Regions from separate parts of the Homo sapiens genome. Here region 2 is linked to region 1. The links are chromatin loops, found by intact Hi-C in ENCODE. Cell type or tissue: CD4-positive, alpha-beta T cell. All regions are shown on one strand. Links, peaks and the distances in the headings refer to the core of each region. The heading gives the core; the rest is flanking DNA.

Evidence for each region. A loop is a pair of places that touch in the nucleus more often than their neighbours do. Peaks named below come from ENCODE experiments on the same cell type or tissue, not always from the same donor. Only the 100,000 strongest peaks of a DNase experiment are listed, where the experiment ranks them.
Region 2: it touches region 1 in a loop (3-fold over the local background); 11 of 110 quality-filtered maps call a loop at or near these places.

Annotation. Positions count from the first base shown.
Region 1 is chr5:73,383,397-73,394,193 of GRCh38, forward strand. No RefSeq gene overlaps it. Among named protein-coding and RNA genes, the nearest start is that of LINC02230, 51 kb to the left of the region's middle. In CD4-positive, alpha-beta T cell, for the core only: no CTCF peak of the experiment used is centred there; DNase peaks (open chromatin) are centred at 3,875 and 4,645; H3K27ac peaks cover 331 bases.
Region 2 is chr5:73,431,789-73,442,585 of GRCh38, forward strand. No RefSeq gene overlaps it. Among named protein-coding and RNA genes, the nearest start is that of FOXD1, 12 kb to the right of the region's middle. RefSeq lists an enhancer at 3,834-4,737. In CD4-positive, alpha-beta T cell, for the core only: no CTCF peak of the experiment used is centred there; no DNase peak of the experiment used is centred there; H3K27me3 peaks cover 5,073 bases.

The DNA.
Region 1 (10,797 bases), core at 1,118-9,117:
TTACTCCAAGGACTGCTGCCTTTCAGACGCGGAGGGCTTGGGTATTGACCCCTGTTCTTCTGGGGATCTAAGCAAGGAGAGCACTGAGTCACCTATTATAACCCCTCACATTTGCTCATCAATTTCCCTTGCCTGGACTCCACAGAGGCCCTCCCACTGTCCTGTGGGCACTTCCAACTCTTGCAGACCTGGCTGCCCTCTCTGAGCCCACATCTTCCTCTGAAATCTCGATGTTCTTAGAAGGTGAAGTTGGCTTCTCTGAAATCTCAGTGTTCTTACAGGGTGAAGTTGGCTTATGATGCCAAGCAGTCATTACCTTTAAGGTGTTAAGCTATCTCAAGGAGTGCAGGGCAACTAAATTATAATGTAATTATCTTTTTAGATAAATAGTCCATCTCCTCTAAAATGTAAAACCTCTGGGGACAGTGGCCAATATTAATTGTCTGTGTTGCCTCACACCACAATACCAGATCAAGAAATGTTATCTATGTTGATTCCACAGCTAATTTGAGTAAACACAGTCCCCGCTAAAATGCTGAAAACTAGAGTGACGTTAGGGGGAGGTACCAGCTCTTCCCTTGCCATTAATTCCTGCTTCATTTTAAATGTCAATAGATTTTTCTTCTGAAACCAAACTGAGGGAGAGAGAGAGAAAAAGACAAGAGAGGAGGGCCAATGCCAAGGATAAGTTTTACCTACTGAGTCAGTATTGTACTTGGAGCTCACATTCATCACACTCTGGCTGCATTTTATTAGCTAGATTATATAATACCATATGCCTCAGTTTCTCATCTGTAAAGTGAAGATAGGCATTCCTTCCTGTTCTAATATTACAACTTACCTTATTAGTAGGCAGTAAGGTGGGGGAAAGTGCTCTCTTCACTAAAATATGAGAAAGTGAAGAAAAATCATCAGATATTTTAAGGAAACTCTTTAACAAAAGATGAAGACCAAAATGGAAAAATAAGTAACCAAGAGGAAGTAGAGAAAATTTTTAAAAACACACATAAAACAAACAAATCCTGTAAGTAAAATCTTTGAGGAGATGAGAAAAACTATTGATTGTATCCGTGAAATAAGAAAAGGATGCTCTAAAAAAGAAACATTAAGAGAATAAGGAATAAATTTTGGAAATTAAAAATGTGGTAGAAATAAATTCAGTAAAAGTTGAAGTCCAGATGAAGTTACAGAAATATTTCAAAAAAAGAATAAAAGGACCAAAAGATGGAAAAAAATAGAAACAAAAAGATAAGGAAACTAGATCAATACAGGAGGCCTAACATTCAAGTTGAATTTCTGAAAGAAAGTACAGAGATAATAGAGAGGTAAAATTATTTAATAATATGGTACAAGAACATTTCCCAGAATTAATTGGGATGACTTCCCAGACTGGAAGGACCAATTGGGTGCCCAATACAAAGAAGGAAAAATTTTTAGACCAAAGCACATAATCATAAAATTTCAGAAACTCATGAATAAATAGAAACTTCAAAACACTTCTAGAAAGAAAAACAGGTCCTTTACCAAAATCAGGAATCAAAAAGGCATTGGACTTCTCAAAAATAACACCGAAAGTGAAAAGGAAAGAGAGCAATGTTTACAATTCTAAGGAAAAATCATTTCCAGTCCAGAATTCTATATCCAGCTAAACTACCCACCAAGTGTACAGATAGAATAAAGGCATTTTCAGAAAGCAAACTTTTCACAGTTGTATCTCTCATGGACCCTGTAATAGAGGCTGGTGGCTCACCCAACAGCCATTCTTGTCATTCTTACATATTAATTTTTTTCAGGCATCACACAGCAACATGCTTCCAGAAAGCCAAGCCTCTCCCCAGCCTGAAGGAATAGCTTTGATTAATCTAAGCTAAAAACTGATCATTCCTTATCCCCTGCAAATGATTGGCTTAGAAATGAACATGCAATACAATTAAGATCAATTAAACCTGAGGAATAGTCTTCTAGAGGTATGGAAATATTTTTTTCACGTTAAAATGCATAAAAGGAAGGGCCTTACTTTTTCAGCCTTTGGATGTAATTGTGTGAGGACATGATGCTCCAAGTTGCTGTATTTATCTTATGACTCCAAGGGAAGAATCCAAATGCCAAGGATGACAGAGAAGAAAGATGGAAAGAATCTGGGTATTTGATGATGTCACTGAACCACAGCATTAATTATACCTGAAACTGGGCAACATTCAGGCTTCTTGTTATGTGAGTGCCAGAATGCAAACTCTCTGCACTTATGGTAATCTTTCAAGCTAAATTGTATAATAAGAACAATAATAATTAATGAAAATACCTACCATTGATTGAATACTTAGATACTGTTCTATGATCTTTTGATTAATGGCTATAATAAGCCTGTGAAATAAGTATATTAATCCAGTTTGCAAACGAGGAAATATAGGCTCAAACAAGTAGGCAAATGAGCCAGATTTATATCCAGTCCTGACTCCAGTGACCTAGTATTTAACTTTGATTCCACACTCAGGGCTTGTCAGATAATACTCAGACATATGATAGGCACCTGTGTCCATGGATTTGGGAAAATGTTTGGAAACAAAATATGCTGAGCTCAAACATGCACTTAATAACTACTTTTAATTCACTTCATCATTTGTCAGCATAGTTCAATTCTGTGATAACCAACTTTCAGGACTGGCCCCAATGATTCTCTTTTCCTATTATTTACACTTTTTGTTGTCCACTCCCATACTAAATAGGACTGAACTGTGTAACCAGTAGTATAGTATGGAAATGACAATGTGTAACTTTGAAGGCTAGATCATAAAACATATTGTGTCTTCTGCCTTGATTTCTCTTGGATCACTCACTTTGGGAAAAGAGAGTTGTCATGTCATACATACTGAAGAAGCCATATAGAGAGGCCCATGTGTCAAGAAACTGAAACCTCCTGCCAATATCCATGTGAGTGAGCCATCGTGGAAGTGGATCCTCCAGCCTCAGTCAAACCTTCAGATGACCACAACCCCGGCTAACACTTGAGCCATAACCAACCAGCTAAGTCACTACTGAATTCCTGACTCACAGAAACTGTGAGATAATAAACGTTTATTGTTGTAAGCTGCTCAGTTTGGGGATAAATTGTTACTCAGCAGCATATAACTTAATATTCTGGGTAATTAAATAAGCCTTCCCTTAATTTTAAAGGTAAGAAGTCACCTTAGATTTATCACTTGATGTTTTTCAAAGGAAAATATGTGGTCCTCACCACAATCCTGTGGAATTAATAGGGAAAGTGTCTTTTCAGAAAACAGATCGCAAAAGAAAAAAAGAAAAGAAAACAGATAGATCATCAGACAGACTTACTCAAGCTACCGGAGGGCCAAAATTAACAGAAAAAGCATTCAGGATCTTTTTCATATGCCTTGCCAGTATCTCTGTTAAGAAGTTGGCTTAGGCAGAAAGACCCTGAGAATCAATACAAAATAAAATAAAAATGAGAAAAATCCTTAAAGCGTCCCTAACATAAAAATATTTCCAGGCTGGGCAGAGTGGCTCATACCTGTAATCCCAGCACTTTGGGAGGCTGAGGCAGGCACATCACCTGAGGTCAGGAGTTCAAGACCAGACTGGCCAACATGGTGAAACCCCGTCTCTACTAAAAATACAAAAATTAGCAAGACTTGGTGATGCGCACCTTTAATCCCAGCTACTTAGGAGGCTGAGGCATGAGAATTACTTGAACCCAGGAGGTAGAGGCTGCAGTGAGCTGAGATAGTGCCACTGCACTCCAGCCTGGGTGACAGAGCGAGACTCCATCTGAAAAAAAAAAAAAAAAAAAAAAAAAAGTCTGTTTCCTCAGAGGCAGTCAGCATCCTATCACACTTCTGCTGCTGTCAGGCCTCTGCCCCCTTCTGGTTCTCACAGTGCACATGACTTTATGGTCTTGCATCTGATTCAAAGTTGTAGACAGTCATCAATTTTGAGAACATTCATGTATTGTGAACAGTGAAACTGTTAATGGTTATGGTGTTTATAGCTTGGGTTCAAACAGGAAACTAATAAAGATAAAATCACTGTTTGATAAGGTGCTCAAACCCCAGTCAATGGAAAGCCTGTTGCACAACAAGACTCTGACTCCATCATTGGACCCTAGATCCATTCTCAGAAAACACAGTTAGGAGGGAGTTAAAGTGAACAGAGCTGATGTGTTTCTCATAGAACTAATAATATCAAGATGATAAGTGCTACTTTTGGACAATAATGATTGAGTGAGTGAGCGAGTGGCTGAGTCTGCTTTTTGTGAGGCATTAGCTCTATAGAGTTTGTTTTGGTTTCCTGTTTACTTTGAAAGAGCAAGCAAAATCTTTGGGGCCAAAACTGATCTGACAGAAACCTCAGTTGATGACCTTGGCTTGAGTTAGGGCAAACTCTTGCAAACGAAGCCTTTTCTTTCCTCGAGAGGCAGTAAAGTTGTACTATATATGGCCTTTCACGAGCAGTCATCTGCATCAAGGAACTTGGCAGAAAGGCAGCCTGAGTTTGTTTCTTAAAAGTAATACACATTAAAGTCTGGAATGGGCTGCAGAGCACATACCCATCTGCAGCCGATGTTGCTACAGGTGTAGGATGTTGTGGTTTCTAACAACTTACATGTGTTCTCTAAACAATACCTCGAGTGTCTTTTTGTTTCTGGCCTGTGTGGTTTCCTGCATTTCCGGCAGCTGATCCTATGTAGAAAGGCAGCTGCCTGCAAAGTATTACTGAAAATTATGTATGAAGACACACATGCAGAAAATGGTGTTGGCTCTGAAAGAAGCTCACCCTGAGCTTGGAGCAGGATGGAGCCTGGAGTACTTGTTTGAGAAGCTGAAATAAGCACAGTGTTACTGACATCCAGGCCCCAGCAGCTTCCCAGCACCCCCAGGAATTCCTCTAGCTCCCAAGCCCTTGAACTCTGCAGCAGGCTGAGTTCTATTCCTCAGAATAGAAATTTGGATTAGAAATAAGAGAGTAGTCCGAGGGCTAAGAGAAGGGAAGGCACTCATTAGGTGAGAGCTCTTGCCAGATTCCACAGTGCAAGCAGGGGATGTTGAGTTTTTTGTGTGAATCATCCAAGTAATAAATCAAGCGTTGGCTCTGGAGCCTTAATCTTGGGAGCCAGTGATATCACTGGGACACAGCAAAGTGACAGATGCCCAGAGTGTGGAACTGAAGATTAGTATCTTAGAGGGCCAGGTGACGCTTTAAAAAGCAAGCGCATAGATAATCCTGAGCCCTGTCTATATACAGTCAATTCACTAAGACATTCATCAACACCTGCCAAGCTAAGGGACCTCTCTTACTCCCTCTCCATTTGCCCTACATAAAAGCAATGAAGTGTGTGTATATGAGTAGGCAGTTGCAAGCCCCTTCATGTAAACTATTATAACAACTTTAAATTTTTTTCTTTCAAAAACAGTTTTAGGAATGGGAGGCAGATTAAACTGTTTCCCTGCAGGGATGTGTTCATCCAGTTGGCTGCTGAGAAAAGTGACCTGGCAGAATCCTCGTTCCTGACGCCACAGGCTAGGCACTCCTTAGTGGACTAATGAAGTGTGTGCTTCCCCATTCTGTCCCAGTGTTGTGAAGGAGACAAGGGAAATGAGAGGTCAAAAAGGGCAGCTGGCAGGGCAATCCCATGGCTGTGCCACCAGGCAGGGGAGGGAGTGAGTTCTCCAAGTTTCAGGTCCTCCTCTTCTATCCTGGGTTAGGGTCTCTCCTGCCTTTTGTAGCTTCTTAGTTAATTACCCAGCAATCGGCTGCAGGTGAATAGGTGAAGTGATGAAGTGAGAGGCTGAAATCCTGCCTAAGACTCTTAGAGTGTGAGCATAGGCCCAAGCACTTAGGACTTCTTAGGCCTTCTGGCCATCATATGGCAGTCATGTGAAATAAGGACTCAACCTCTCAGATATTGGAGAGGACTGATAAAGGCATTATTTTCTTTTTAATTTAGCAACTTACAGTAGGCCTTAGACTCTATGTATGTCAGGAATGTCTGGGAAGGTTTCTCTGTAGAACATTAGTTCTATTTCTTTTCTTTAAAAAATACATTAAATGTCTGGGCATGGTGGCTCACGCCTGTAATCCCAGCACTTTGGGAGGCCAAGGTGGGCAGATCACGAGGTCAGGAGATCAAGACCATCCTGGCTAACACGGTGAAACCCCGTCTCTACTAAAAATACAAAAAATTAGCCGGGCATGGTGGCACGTGCCTGTAGTCCCAGCTACTCTGGAGGCTGAGGCAGGAGAATCACTTGAACCCAGGAGGCAGAGGTTGCAGTGAACCGAGATGGTCGAGATGGTGCCACTGCACTCCAGCCTGGGTGTGAGAGTGAGACTCCGTCTCAAAAAAAAAAAAAAAAAAAAAAAACCATTAAATTGCTTAGTGGACTTCCAATAAAACATGGCTAGTTATATACACATATTTGCCTCTACTCCCTCCAGAAAGTCCACTAAAATGACAACTAAGGGATTAAATGAAAGTTAAACAAAGAGAAGAAGAGAAACAGTAACAACATTTAAAAGCCAAAAACCATTGGAGGAATGGTAATGACTTAGCCGACCCAAGAAAATAAGAAAAGCTGGGAGGCAACCTGATTTAAACCACGGAATCCCCAAAAGGTACAGGAATGGGCAACACCAGTTACCTCTAGAAGGGGACTAAGGATGGGGCTAAAAATAAGAGGACGGGTTGAGGTTGTTAAAGAGTCAGACCCAATATCTCCTCTACCACTCTGGCAGAAGACTGGAAACTCATTCCCTGACAAAGATAAGGCAAAGGATCTGTTGAACTGGGGAACAGCAAGAATAGTGAAGATGAAAAACTATCCTGAAAACAGGAGCAATGAGTGAAAGCCGACACACTGAATGTTGAAATTACCCCCTCACTGTATTTTGCCCCCCTAGTGAAAAGAGACTTCTTTGGGAAATCTGGACAGTTTAAGAGAAAAGCTATGAGACTGATATCAGGCATTTACCTATGAAATGGCTCAGCCAGATCACCCCGCTCTAAAGGGAGTATCTTGAGCCCTCCCTTTGCATACAGAGCCTTCCATCAGATCTGTAGAGCCCTATTCCTACATATGAACAGATAGCCAAGGATTACCTGACATTTGAGGAAGACTTCTTAGAGGAAAGCAAGAGGCCAGATTATCACACACCGGGGCCTGTCGTGGGGTGGGGGGAGGGGGGAGGGATAGCATTAGGAGATATACCTAATGTAAATGACGAGTTAATGGGTGCAGCACACCAACATGGCACATGTATACATGTGTAACAAACCTGCACGTTGTGCACATGTACCCTACAACTTAAAGTGTAAAAAAAAAAAACTTGGAAGGAAATAATGCAGGAAGATGATGATATTACTATCACATGGCTCAGCTATTGATAGCTTTTAAATGGTCATAAAATGCGAACATCTATATCAATCTAAAAGTCTCTAAAACTATTTGGGAGTACAGAGTTGGAGGGTGAGGAGTCATGTGACTATGGGTGATGATGGAAGGGGGTGAGAAAGAGTGCTATATCCTTATCTTCCATAGTTTAATATTTAAAAGTGAAAAATCAGGATGTAGCAATAAAAGCATGTGATTTAGAGATATGGATGTAAATACCAAGATAATCATTTGAAAAAGTCTAGTGGGTTTGCCTTTAAGAGCGGGAAGTGGAAGAGGCTGGGAGAGGAGACTTCTGTTTCTCATACAAGCCTTAAACAACTCTTTGTCTCCTTACATGCATGCACATATCACTTGGATAAAAGTAAACACTACATAAAACATTACATCATCACAGGGCTTCTGCTTGGCACATTCTTGAATTGCCAAGAATCAAAATATCAATTCTGTGATATTGTACACAGCTGAATAGATATTGCTTTCTGAAAATCTTGGTGGTCTCACACATCCATTTATTTTAGTTCTAATGTGAAACTCGTATGATTTTCATGATTTCTTGATCCACTATGATGTTTCTCAAACCCTCTGCAAGGCAAGGGTAATTAGTTAGAGTACAGCCAGAAGTTACAACACCCAATCTCTTTTCAGGGCAATGAGGAGGTGACCCAAACACAACCCTCTTCAGTAAAACAATGATATAGGAATGATGGCAGCTTACAGTTTCACAATCTGGAAGTTTAGGAACTCTTACTTTCCTTGTTATGAAAGTTTTCACATTGAGTAATCTCACCCTCGTTATGAAAATTTTCACATTTAGTAATCTCACCTTCAAAGCTATACTCACAATTTGGGCTATTTATGACCTTTTCCATGATTTTCAACTGATTTCAGCATCTAAGATAGCTCACTCGAAAGCAGTTCCTATGAAGTTTTTCAGTGTGAGTTACACAGACAATACATCTAAGACATAAAACAGTCCAGATGACTATGTGGTTAAGGCTCCAAGGATCCACGTTCCAGACTTGTTTCTGGTTCTTCTGTGAGAAGCAGCCACAGAAAAACTTCCCCAAGGAAATGAGCCACTCCAGGAGGTGGTGGAAGCAGAAAAACCAAGGGAGTATCCAAATTTAAGAAGGACTTAGGATATATTGAGGGAGGATTTTTTTTTTCTTTTAAAGAGAAAAGTTTGGAGAAAAAACACAAAGTGAGAGCCAGAAAAAAAAGTTTACCTTTTGTTCAGAGATTTGAAGGTAAACTTCAGAGGTGCACTTCATTCCATTTTCCAGACAAATATGGATACTACCCTTCTACACAGAATCTTACTGACACCAATTTTGTGCAAGAAATTGTGCTGATTGCTATAGGAGATTTAAAAATGCATTTAAGGGGGGCTCATCTTAAGAATTTTACCAGGTCTGAAACTCTTAAATACTTATCTCTGAAAGCGGATTTTCTCTCAGTGTATATTTTATGTAATTCTCTCTGTGTATTTTGCATAGGCATATTCATCTCTGTTGTCTTCCTTGGGTTGTAAATTCAGTCTGATACTGGGAGCACTTACAAATATTATTAGATTTGAATGACTTTTGTTGCTTTAGAAGATGATGAAATTGATTATAATTATGAAGAACAATATTTTCTACATGCACTAAATAAAAAGATGAAGTCATTATTCTTCAACTCTACCCATGTGATAGTCTAAATCTGTTTCAACTGGTACAGAGTTTTGCAGGATCATTTCTATAAGCTGGTCTCTCATTTCTCCCATTGTCTTTCTCGAGGATACCATGTGATGTTCCATGGTTGGAATCATTTTAGATGATCACTTTGTTTTAAATTGGAAGGCTACTGGACAACCCCTCTCTGTGTTAAAATGAATTTCACAAAGTTATTTTTTAATCAGGTGGTTAGATAAAGAAAATCACTATGAAACATAAGCCAGAGATGTGTACATAAACCTAAAACCTGCTACTCTGCAGTTCATCGTCCAAACTCATCCTGTGTGAGGACATGACATAGCACTGTGCTATCTCAGAGTCTAATTTGCAAAGGCAAAACCTATGGCCCCGTGGGCCCAGATTCTTCTGAATGTTTATCTTCCCAAGACTTCTTGAACTTTGTTCCCCAATCAGCAGGCAGCGCAGAGTGAAAGCACCTGGGCCCATTTGTCTACAAATGCCAAGTGAAATCAAAAGTGGGAACTCAGGCTGGGATTTTTCCAGCAAAGCTGTATTAGTGCAGGGGAAAAGAGGGTTTCCTTTGTATGTTTGTGGAAGAATGCCAGTCTGTCAGTCTCTGCTCAGTGCTGTGCTCATCAATGGCTCTGTCAGTGCAGACTAGATCAGCCCCTGTGTCCAAGTTATAAATGAAATATCACTACACCTGTCGGGTTTGGAGCTCGGCCTGAGGCCTCAGCTTCCAGGCCATGGTCCATGTTGCTGTTTTAAATTACAAGAGACCAGGAGAATTATTTGCTGTGTCCTTTCTATGCAGATATGAAAAATATCTATGGATATTTTTCTTCTTGAATCTAGACAAGTATTCGGATTCGTCAGACAACATTTTTTAAGTAACTTACATTTTTAATTCACAGAATGAAGATGTGCACTACAAATGATTGAAACTAGAAAAATCTAAGAAAATAGCATTTGTGCTTGCAAGTAATTCCTCATTAATTTCTAATTTACATTTTTAAATTGTTTCTTCAAATCTCAAGTGTCTAATTTCACCTCGTTCATTTGTCTGAGTGATACGCTAATGTTTCTAACTGCCAATGCTGTCTGGGAAGGACTAAAAGCGTTGTTTTGGCAGTTTCTCTCCAGGTGGCTGTGAAAGTGAGCTAGGTTTTGTACTCTCCCCAGAGCTAATGCATTAGGGGGACTCACTTGTGTTTAGCAAGGAAGCCCTGTGTGGGATATTCCGCTGATGTGTAGTATAATCTGATGTTAAAGTTTAACAGCTACCAGGGAAAAAAAAGGTTTATTGAGTGTTAACAGCAGTGCTGCAGGGTTGTACTCTCAGAAAGGAATTTTTAAAAACACACAGTAGGAAGCTCACAGGAAGTTCTTCAACTGGATCCAGCAGTAGACAACAGTGACTTGGACAGGAAACAGGCTGGAAGCTTGTGGGAGGCATCTGAAACCAGGCTCCTGACCATGCCTACAGCAACACAAACTCCATAAAGTGGTCAATTTTGCTTAGGAAAAGCTCCTGAACAGTGGCAGTTAATATTTAAACTAACTTGTATATTTGATGATGGAAGCTTTTGGCACAGGTGTTATTTCTCCTGGTGGCACTCAACCTAGGACCTTCCAGACAAGTTGAGGAGTTGGAGAATACTGTTGGCCTCCCTACTCCATTTCAAATGGAAAACAAACTTATCCAAATTGGA
Region 2 (10,797 bases), core at 1,192-9,191, 48 kb after region 1:
ACAGAGCTAGATAATTACCCTTATTAATTATTGAAAAAGACAATGAAAGCACTTGCCATCAGTGGAGTTTTATTAATGACACAGAAACTGAAGGATCCTTTACCTTTTTTTAACTATTTTTTAAAATAATTATAGACTCATAGGATGTTGCAAAAATAGAGTTCCATACACCCTTCACCCAGCTTTCTCTAGTGGCGACATGTAATTGCAATACAATATCAAAACTAGGAAACAGGCATTATATAACACTGCTTTTTGTGTGCGTGTGTGTGTATTTTTTGTTTGTCTTTGTTTTTGTTTTTGTTTGAGACAGAGTCTCCCTCTGTTGTTCAGGCTGGAGTGCACTGGCGTGATCTCAGCTCACTGCAACCTCCCCCTCCCAGGTTCAAGCAATTTTCCTGCCTCAGCCTCCTGAGTAGCTGGGATTACAGATGCCCACCACCATGCCCGGCTAATTTTTGTAATTTTAGTAGAGACAGGGGCTTCACCATGTTGACCAGGTTGGTCTTGAACTCCTGGCCTCAAGCGATCCACTGGCCTCAGCCTCCCAAAGTGCTGGAATTACAGGCATGAGCTACCGTGTCTTACAGGCATGAGCTACCATGTCCGGCTCAGAAATTGACATTGTATGTCACTGTTTTCTCCCCCCCGCCCCCAAGACGGAGTCTTGCTCTGTTGCCCAGGATGGAGTGCAGTGGTGTGATCTCGGCTCACTGCAAGCTCCGCCTCCCGGGTTCATGCCGTTCTCCTGCCTCAGCCTCCCGAGTAGCTGGGACTACAGGCGCCCGCCACCACGCCCGGCTAATTTTTGTATTTTTATTTTTAGTAGAGACGGGGTTTCACCGTGTTAGCCAGGATGGTCTCGATCTCCTGACCTTGTGATCCACCCACCTCAGCCTCCCAAAGTGCTAGGATTATAGGCGTGAGCCACCGCGCCCCACCGTATTTTCACTGTTAAGTACACTACAGGCCTTACTCAGTTTTTGCCAAGTTTTACATGCATTCATGTGTGTACTGTTCTATGTAGTTTTATCCCATGTGTAATTCAAGTAAGCACCATAACAAGGTAGAGAACTCTTCCATCAATACAAAGGAACTCATTCCTGGTCCCCTCTTACATTCGGACCCCCACCCTTTCCCTGTCCTGTGTAGGCCACCAATCTGTTCTCATATGTACAGTTTTGTCATTTTGAGAATGTTACATAAATGGAAATATGCGGTATGTAACAATTTGAGGTGGACTGTTTTCCCTATATTGCCCTTGAGATTCTATTTGTTGTGCACATCAGTAGTTTATTTCTTTTTATTCCTAAGTAGTATTCCTTTGTATGAATATCCCAGAGTTTTACCACTGAAGGACATATGGGTTGTCTTTTTTCTTTCTTTCTTCTTATTGTTACAAATAAAGCTACTATGAACATTCATGTACAAGTTTTTCTGCAAACATAAATTTTCATTTCTCTGGGATTAATGCCCTAGGACATAGTGGCTGGGCTGAATGGTAAGTGCGTATTTAATTTTGTAAGTAACTGACAAACTATTTTCCAGAGTGACTGTGCCACTTTACATTCACATCAATAATGTAGGAGAGATCCAGGTTTTTTGCATTCTTGCTAGCATTTGGTATTATTGCTATTTTAGCTATTCTAATAGGTCAGTAGTTCTAATTATTTTTGGAAATTGCTGATTCAATGTATTTGGTCTTATGATAATTCAAAAGAGATGGATTTTTGCCTTCACATTGTCTTCCTGGGTATGAACTTCAAGCCTTATTTTATACTGATTTTTAGCTTTAAAATTATAAAAAGATGTGTTCATCACTTCGTTTACCAATGTCCAGCATAAGTGACCAAAAACTCACTTCAGGCTCTTCCACCTGCCCTTATAATTTCTCCCACGTCATAAACATGCCTTTGTCTAAAAATATTGTCCTTCCTGGAAAAAAAAAAGTCCTATTGGCTGCCTTCTGTTTCTGTTGAGGGAAGGAGGACTAATGTTGGGCTGCACTGGTTGCCTCTGGTTGGTCACTCGCAGCATAAATTCTACTGTGAATTCTGGCTTTGTGGCTGGCTTTTGTGGGTGGATTTCTGGGGATGCTAGGAGTGAACAGCACAATCATAATTCTGCAGGTTTGCTCTGTTCAAAGTTAATAGGTCTGTATGGTGACCCATAGATGAGACAAAGTAGAGACTGCTATGTTAGTTGCAAAATGATCACTTTACTTCAAACAGAATTCAAAGTGCCCTTGAGAGGCTGTTGCATTAAGTACTTGCACGGCTGAGGTGGAACACACAGGATACAATTTACTTTCCCCCTCAAGTTCATGCCACTCTTTGTGAAGAGGCCCAAAGTGCTTACTACTAGTCTTAGGGAATGAAATGGCAAGGAGGAAAAGAATCCAATTACAAAACAGCTTGTGGCTTCTGCTCCACTTACATTTACCCACAACTGCATCTTGAAAATGATGTAACTAGCAGTTACTATGTGTAAATCATTTCATTTTATTTACTTATAATCATAAAATTACCTCTGTTAGTTGATAATGAAATGTTGGGGTTTGAGGAGGGTCATATGTTTTAATTTCAGGTTAAGATAAAGCTTTCCAGCATTTGCTTCCCATTCTTTATCTATCTAAATTGACTTATCATTTATATTATTCTATAAATAGGAGTTTGAACAGATGAATATCACAAACATACTGATGAGTAAAAAAAAAGTCAATCAAGAGACTCCATACATATTGTATAATTTCATTTATATGAAGTTCAAAAACATGTAAAACTAACCTGTGGTGAGAGAAATGAGAACAGTGGTTGGAAGTGGAATGACATTTATTGGATACAGGCACAGAGGAGTTTTCTGGGGTGTTTAAAATACTCTGTACCTCTGGTGGCTACACAGGTGCATATATATGGACAATTCACCAAGATGTACACTAGGAGTTGGATACTTTATTGTATCTATGTTATTCTTTAATTAAAAGTTAAGCTAACAACTGAAATGAAAAAAATAAGAGGTTTGGTGATAACATCACAGGCAGAATCGATTTTGGTTTTTCCTCTCAAAGTTTCCAGGAATTTTTACATCTTACAAATTGTCATTTTCTCCAATGCAAATGAACTGCTTTTCTCACCTCTTTCCTCTTCTCTGCCCCTCCCAGTTTCTAAACTAGTTAGATTTATGGTGCAATGTCATGCATACTGTAACTGTGAAATTAAAATATTGTGAAGCAGAGTGTGGAAGCAATAAAACCCTATTAAGATCAGTTTAGGCCTTTAAAAATTCCATGATTCCTTTCACTCACATGACATCTTTCATTCCTTTTTTTGAAGTTTGGATCCAAGGAATTTTGCATGCTGTGGGTTGACATTTAGTTAATAGCATCTTTTGCTGAGGTTCTATTTTCTAAATTAACAAGATCAAGAACAGTGACCTGATGATATTTCTTTGTACATCTGGCTCTTTTCCAAAAAGAAGGATTAAGGGGATGGGGGGCGGGGTGAAGAGAGAGAGAGACAGAGAGAGAGAGAGAGGAAATCAAACCCCTTTTGGTCACCTTTATTTTAGGGCAAAGTTTGCTTCAAATTTTTGTAAAAATATTAGATAACTTCTCATCAACAAAAGGAACAAACAACGCCCTCCCCACACAAAATCTGTAGTTGCAATATGTCTACTATTTCTCTTTTGCTTCCCTGTTATCCTGTGTCTGCAGTTCTTTCTAATGAGCCATGAAAAAGACAAAGAAAAAATACATCTACATATAAACTATGGGGACAGAATCAACAGCTTGCCTAAGGAATTGAACCAAGTCAGGTTTAACTTCTTAAGACAGATTTGGAGATGGACTTAAGAGGGAAGGAAGAAGACTGAGGAGTATAGTAAGAATCTGTCTGTCTAGTCACACAGTAGGTGCTCCACACACATTTCTTTTAAAAAAAACTGGTAACAAAAAATACACATTATTTACGCAAGCGAGGAACTCCTACAGCATAATGTTTGGCCAAGATAGTGACTTCAGGATGGCACCCGACCCACTTTCCTCTCATTCCCAAATGCTTACTTGGAAATTCCATGTTGCTAAAAGTGAGGACGAGGAGAGGGAGGAGCTGGTAAGTATGTGAGAAATACGGAAGACAGATGGAGAGGAAAATGTGTAGCCTACCGAATGCAAAAGGATGCTTTCCAAGACAGAAGGAGGGAACTAGGCGCCTTTTTTCCACTCCGCTGACCCCAACGTCTGGGCTGTGCGTTGTAACGCAGTTGGCGGGGCCTTCAGCTTGGGATGAGGGCGAAGGGGCTCGGGATGGGTGGGAAAGCAAGGACCGGGCAACAGGTGGGGAGGTGGCGGACTTTTGTCTCGGGGAAGGAAATCGGCTGTGCTGAAAGGGCGGAAAGCAGTAGCGCACAGAACTAGTGTCTGCGGGGTCCCGGGCGCTCTCGCCTTCGCCCTGGGCTCCTCTAATTAGAGAGGGGATGCAGGGTGGCATTAGTTCCCAAACGTTTTAATCGAGCCTCTTTTCAATGGCCAGGGATAAATGTAGCCACTGTTACTCTGTGCTGAATGGGTCGCAAAGGCCCCCGCCCGGCCCCCAGCGAGGCCATTCAGGCGTCTTTTCACAACCCCTAAGCGGTTCAGTCCCCGGGCCTAGCGACACTCCAGAGCGCTCCTAATTAGTCTAATTAGAAAGGTGGATTGATAGATGGAAAGAAGACAGAGTTGGGTTAGGAAGATGCTCAATGCTGCCAATCTCGGCTGGGTTGCCGCTTATTCTCTGCGTAAAGAAAAGGCCGCAAAGAAGGAAGTTGGAGCCGAAGCCCGCGCTGGGGCTGGGCTCTGGCCGGATCGCAGGCTGGGCGGTCTTTGACCCCCCGCGCCTCCCGCCCACAGCCGGAGCCCGGCAGCTGGAAGCACCCGCTACCCCGGGGAGCGTCTCCAGGCCGCGGTCTCCGGCCTTCGCCGAGCGAGGCGGGCGGGAAGGTAGGGCCGCGGTGGAGCGGGCACGGCCTCCCGCCCCAGCCCGGAGCCTCTCCGCCCCGCCGGGCCCCGCGGCCGCCCCTTCCTCACCCGGAAAATCGTGGGGAGGCGCGGCGTAGCGGCCGGACCCCTGGCCTCCGCGTCGGGCTGCGCCACGTGGCAGCTCCCAGCGCCCTCCCGTCCCGGCCTCGCATGCTGTCGGGGGAGCGCCTCGTCCCACTCAGGCCGAAACCCCAGGAAGGAAATCACTCTGGGCTGGGGACGCGGCCTTTCTGCTCGCGGCTGTTGGGTGATGTGCCCGAGGTTTCTCTGCCCTTCTCCGGGCGCAGGCCGTTCATTCGCGCCGCCGCTCCTGAGGGTCGCTGGGCGCAGAACCGCCTCGGCCGCGGCCCGGCCTTAGGCGCGGCCTCGCGCATTCCTGCGCTCGCCACAGCCGGCGGGAGGCGGGGAAGGGAGCAGCCCGGGTGGCTTGGAGAACACTGAACCTTTAATTGGGCTATAAATCAGACAGGGGAGTGCGGTGGAGTTTATGCAGGTGTAAAAACAGAGGGGAAAGCCCGGGCCGAGCAGCCAAAGCGCCCGGGCAGGTCAGAACCTCCAGCAAACTAACATCTTGATAAGTCCGCTGACAACAAAATAAACAGTGGAGAAGGCTGGAGGGCGGGGGGCGCCGTGGCCCGCGGCTGGTTCGCAGCAGCTCGGCGGCCTTCTGCGAGGGGAAGGCGGGCCGCTCTCGGCTTTGTGCTTGGGGCTTTAGGAGGGGGGCGGTTGGAGGAGAGAGAGAAGCCGAATTATCTCCCTTTCCGCGTCTCATTCCCGTGGATGGAGGGCCCCGGGAGCGTTTGACGATGGCAGTTTGGGGCGTGCGCGCTGCCTCGTCGGCCCCTACGACGTCAGGCGCCGGAGCTGCCGGGGCCCCGGGCGAGCGGGCAGCGGCCCCCGCGTCCCTCCCGGACACAGCGCCACCGAGAGGCCGAGCCTCCCGCTCCTGTTGCCATTTCAAGGGCTGACGCCTGGAAAACACCGCCAGGCCCCTGGCCGAAGGAGGTAACTAACCGAGTCGAAACGGCGATCAGAAATTAATTCAGTGCCCTGCTCAGGAGCAAAACCGTCAAAACCCCATCGAGATGTTGGCGCAAGCGGATTCACACACAAAGGAAAACAATAAAAGTCTCGTTAGATCATTTTTCTGGACATTGTTTAAGGTCTGAAAGGGACCAAATCGTTTCAAAATGTTGCCAGTAAAAATTATCCTATGTGGAATGCAACTAATCCTTTTAGGTTCCTGTCAACTGTTTCCACAAAAGGAATCCGATTTTTCAAATCAAAGATCCAAAAGTCTTTGGGGAGAGATTTATTACATGCCAGAGCTTTAGTTACAGAATAGAGTTACAGTAACAACCCGCGCCCACCAACTCCCTAAAATAAGGGATCCTATCCTACATAACTCTAAAGACCTGTGGGATATAGTTTGCTGGAGTCCTGCTATCTATGCAGATAGGGAGGGAGGCCAGGAAGGGGGGAGGAAGGCAAAGAAATAGTAAATTCCTTAAATAGAAAAACAGAGCACAGAATGCCTCAACATTTTATTTTTCTCCTCTGTACTCCCAGTTACTTCTGGAGACAAAAAAAAAAAAAACAAAAAACGCCAAGACCCAAACTTGGTGATTTGGAAGCAGTTCCTTAGCAATGACAACTTAAAGGTGAAATAAATGCAGAAAAACTCTTGGGTGCTTATGCACCACCCCCCGTGGTCCAAAACCTGGATTTGCTGTCTGCCTTTTGAAGATGCGACTACAACTTCAGCAAGTGGGAAAGTGTTTATTTAAAAGTTTAGCAAGGAAAATATACCTGGTTTAATTTTAATTTTTTTATTTGTAATAAAATGTTTAAGCCTGCAAAAAGAAAAAAAGTGCCCTAGGGTTTTTGTTGTTTTTGTTTTACTGGGTCTCTGTATTTAACTCTCCACAAACCCATGTGAGCCTAAACTCATTCGGAATAGGTGACTGTCTCTGTTCACAATGATATCTGAGGGCCTGAGCACAAACCATCACCCTCCTCCTTTTCAGCTCTTCACAGAAAACTGGCAGCTAGGGATAGGATTCAATCTATTAGTAAAAAGCTGTAAACACTTGGGAAGAAATTCAAATTCACAGTGCCTGGAAACTTCTGGCACTGAGTTGCCTCCATACCACATAGGCAAAGGTGCTCAGGCGTTTTAGTCATTTTGTGAGTAAATTGGCAACACGAGAAAGATATTGTCAAGAAGCTATTATTAGTTTCATTTAGACACTAGGGAGATTTTTGGTAATGAAAAGAAATCGTTTTAATGGAGAGATTTTAAAAATATATCTTGCTAACTTTCCCTCCATCCCATTGTTTCCTGCTAAAATGGCTTGCTCTTGTTGTTCCATAGCGAGTGCTTATTGGTGGCAGGAATTCTTTAATTTGTTTCTTATATTTAAAGCAGGAGTAAAGGGATTTGCAATATAGCAGGTGCTCAATAAATAGTGCAGACTAATCCCACTTTTCAAAGCTTAGAGGTTAAATAGATGATCAGTAGATAAGTAGAGGAAAGAAATAGAGCAAGAGACTAGAAGAGCAGATTTAAAACACCAGTGGTTTGTTTATTTTAGAAAGGGAAAGTTATCTGTCCAAATACACATCTGGCTAAGTAAGAGAAAACACATGCCATCTCTTTTATCCTCATTATATCTAGAAGAACTAATTTATTTCATAGATAGGAATGGAAATTTTGAAGATAAATTTTTATATATGGCCAAAAATTTCTCTTAACTAATTTAGGGATTTAAGTATATGCCAAAATTTAGAAGTTTTTCCTTTTCTTTTTTTCCTTGAAAAATAAGGATGTGGAAAGAAGCCACAAAGGGATAATTCTTACACATTATACAGGTTTTAAGTTTTCCAAAGCATTTTCACATAAATTGTATTACTTGATTCTCACAACCTCTCCTACCCCACAAGAAAAATGCAAATAATTATGAAAACTGATCTAATGTTTAATTTCAAACTATTCTTTCTTCTCTTGCAGTCTTTGGAGATTTTTTTTCTTTTGGCTTGTGATTTTTTTTTCTTCATAGTCCATCATCTAACAGAACAAAATTTTGCACAGTTTCATACATATATGAAACTCTCTGCATAAGAATAAGCAAAAATAGGCCAGGCGCGGTGGCTCACGCCTGTAATCCCAGCACTTTGGGAGGCCGAGACGGGCGGATCACGAGGTCAGGAGATCGAGACCATCCTGGCTAACACGGTGAAACCCCGTCTCTACTAAAAATACAAAAATTAGCCGGGCATGGTGGCGCGCGCCTGTAGTCCCAGCTACACGGGAGGCTGAGGCAGGAGAATGGCGTGAACCCGGGAGGCGGAGCTTGCAGTGAGTCGAGATCGCGCCACTGCACTCCAGCATGGGCGACAGAGCGAAACTCCGTCTCAAAAAAAAAAAAAAAAAAAAAAAGAATAAGCAAAAATAGAGAACCAGTTATTTTTCCTTCATAATAACCCTTTCTTATAGACCTTTCCAAAAATGTGTTGCTTCCTTTTGCTGCTGAAAAGATCTGTCTTCCAGCTATTTTAACAGGAATTCCTAGACAAGTAAGCAAAGACACTTCTGCCTTCTGCCATAATTAATCTCTGCCCTCCCCTCTTTGCCAGTCTATTATTGATGAGTAATTGCAATAAGAATCCTTGGTCTGTGCCTGACTCCCTCTGGGACAGGGAGATCCAGGCAAGGCCGCAGGGCCTCAGATTCAGCCTGTACCCACCCACCTCCACCCCACACCTGTTCCTCTCCTGGTGCTCAGTGGACTGGTGGGGCCTAGGTTTTTGTTGTTTTTTTAAACTCTAGAATTAAAAAGAAAAAAGTTTCTGGTTTTTAAAACAACATATTTTCTCCAGGAAATCAATGTTCTCTTGCATTAAGCACTGTCCCTTGGAAAGATTGCCATACACACTCTCCTTTGCTCTCTGCAGCTTACAGGCACAATCCCTGCACTGACTCTGGTATGGATGTCTTCAAACTGAACAAAACAGTGGCCCCAGCCCATGCTTGAGGAGGCTAGGCTACAACAAGGCTTCTGGGTGGCAATGGGCAATGGTAAGCTTGCAGGTAGTCTAGAATTCCCCCACAAGCATTTTAGGAGACCTCTGGCAAGGCAGGTGGATTAATTGTATAGGGGCGGAGGACTGGCCCAAGCCACATCATATACAGCTGTTCAAAGAAAACAAAATATCTTCAACAGTATGCTGGGAGAAGGGGCATATCCTCAGAAAAATTTTTCATTTTCTCATTAAGTGTTAAACCAGTTGATCTGACTCCTTATGTATTCTTACCTTTTCCACACAGAGAGGAGGTGTCCCTAAGGATGGTTGTAAGACCCGCTTAGCAGTTTAGCAAAAAGTTCTAAACTAGAGGATCTTGACCATTAAAAACCAGCAAAAGAAGCTGAGGACATGGGTAAATGGTACAAAATAAGCTGCGTGTGTGTGTGTATGTGAGTGTGTGTGTGTGATAAATACTGTTGATGCCAAAAAATGGGGGGGCGGGAGGGATGCCAGGAAAGTATCATGTGTATCATGTAGAGCTACGTGGAGGAAGCTAATGCCTCTTAAAATAATTAGCTATCAATTCCAAATGAATCTGAGATGAGTTGCTAGAGTATCTCTCAGAAGACCTGGGTGGAAGTGGTAGGGAGGAGGGTGTGGCAACAATGCCAAAAAAAAAAAAAAAAGAAATGTGTAAGAAATACATGACTCTTCTGCACAGTGACCTCTAAGGAAACTTCCCTACCACAGTTGTCATTTAATAAATCACAATGATGGCAACAAAGTAGCAGTGTGATGTAACAAAAATAAGATGGGTTTTAAATGCTGAAGTCCCAGTAGCTGTGACCTTGGGCAAGTCATTTAATCTCTTTTGAGCCTTGATATCTCTATTTGTAAAATAAGGTCAATAATAATTCTTGTCCTCACTATTTCACAGTGCAGTTGAGAGAATTATTAGTGAGAGTCCTTTTACAAAGTCAATCTGTGGTGATGATAGTGACTGAATAGACAGGAAAGGGGTTCTGGGACACTGATAACATCTGCTTCTTGCTCTGATGCTAGTTATGTAATACATATGTGGCCACTGCGAGAAATTGTTAGGATTTGTGCACTTTTCCAAACATATGCTTCCCTAAAACTTTTACTTTTAAAAGACAGAGTAGCACAAAATAGTTTTTTCAAGGTGGTACGCTCATGATAATAGCGACAAGAAAAACTCTAAATGTAAGTCATCAGAAGCTCATCACTGTTATCTTCGTTTCTCCTCCTAGCCACCATGTATGGAGGCTTGGGAATCAAAGGAGATCTATGAGAATCATCAGTTGTTTTCTCTGTGTGTGCTTTGCATCTTACTGACTAGTATTTTACTAGAGGAAAGAAGCTGGAGGAATGAACCAGGAAGTTTCCTACATGCCAGAGGGGTCAACACTAACAAGAAAGAAGCCTAAGCTGTTCACATCAAGGGAAAGATGTGATTAGAGAGATGCGACATGCAAAGAAATTATCTGAAAAGTGAACTCAGTTGGGAAAGTATAAGCCCTAAAGAGCCCTGAGCAGCTGGTCATGATCAGATTCTCCATCTTTCTGTCAAATGTAATTGTATCCAAGTTGGCAGGGTATTTATTGCTAAAGTCGAAGGGCCAGATTTTACACTAAACATATTTACACATTTACATTCGTTGCCCTATAAACACACCACGTTTCACTGGCCATGACATCAAACACATTTACCAACAAAAAGCATATGTCTAATT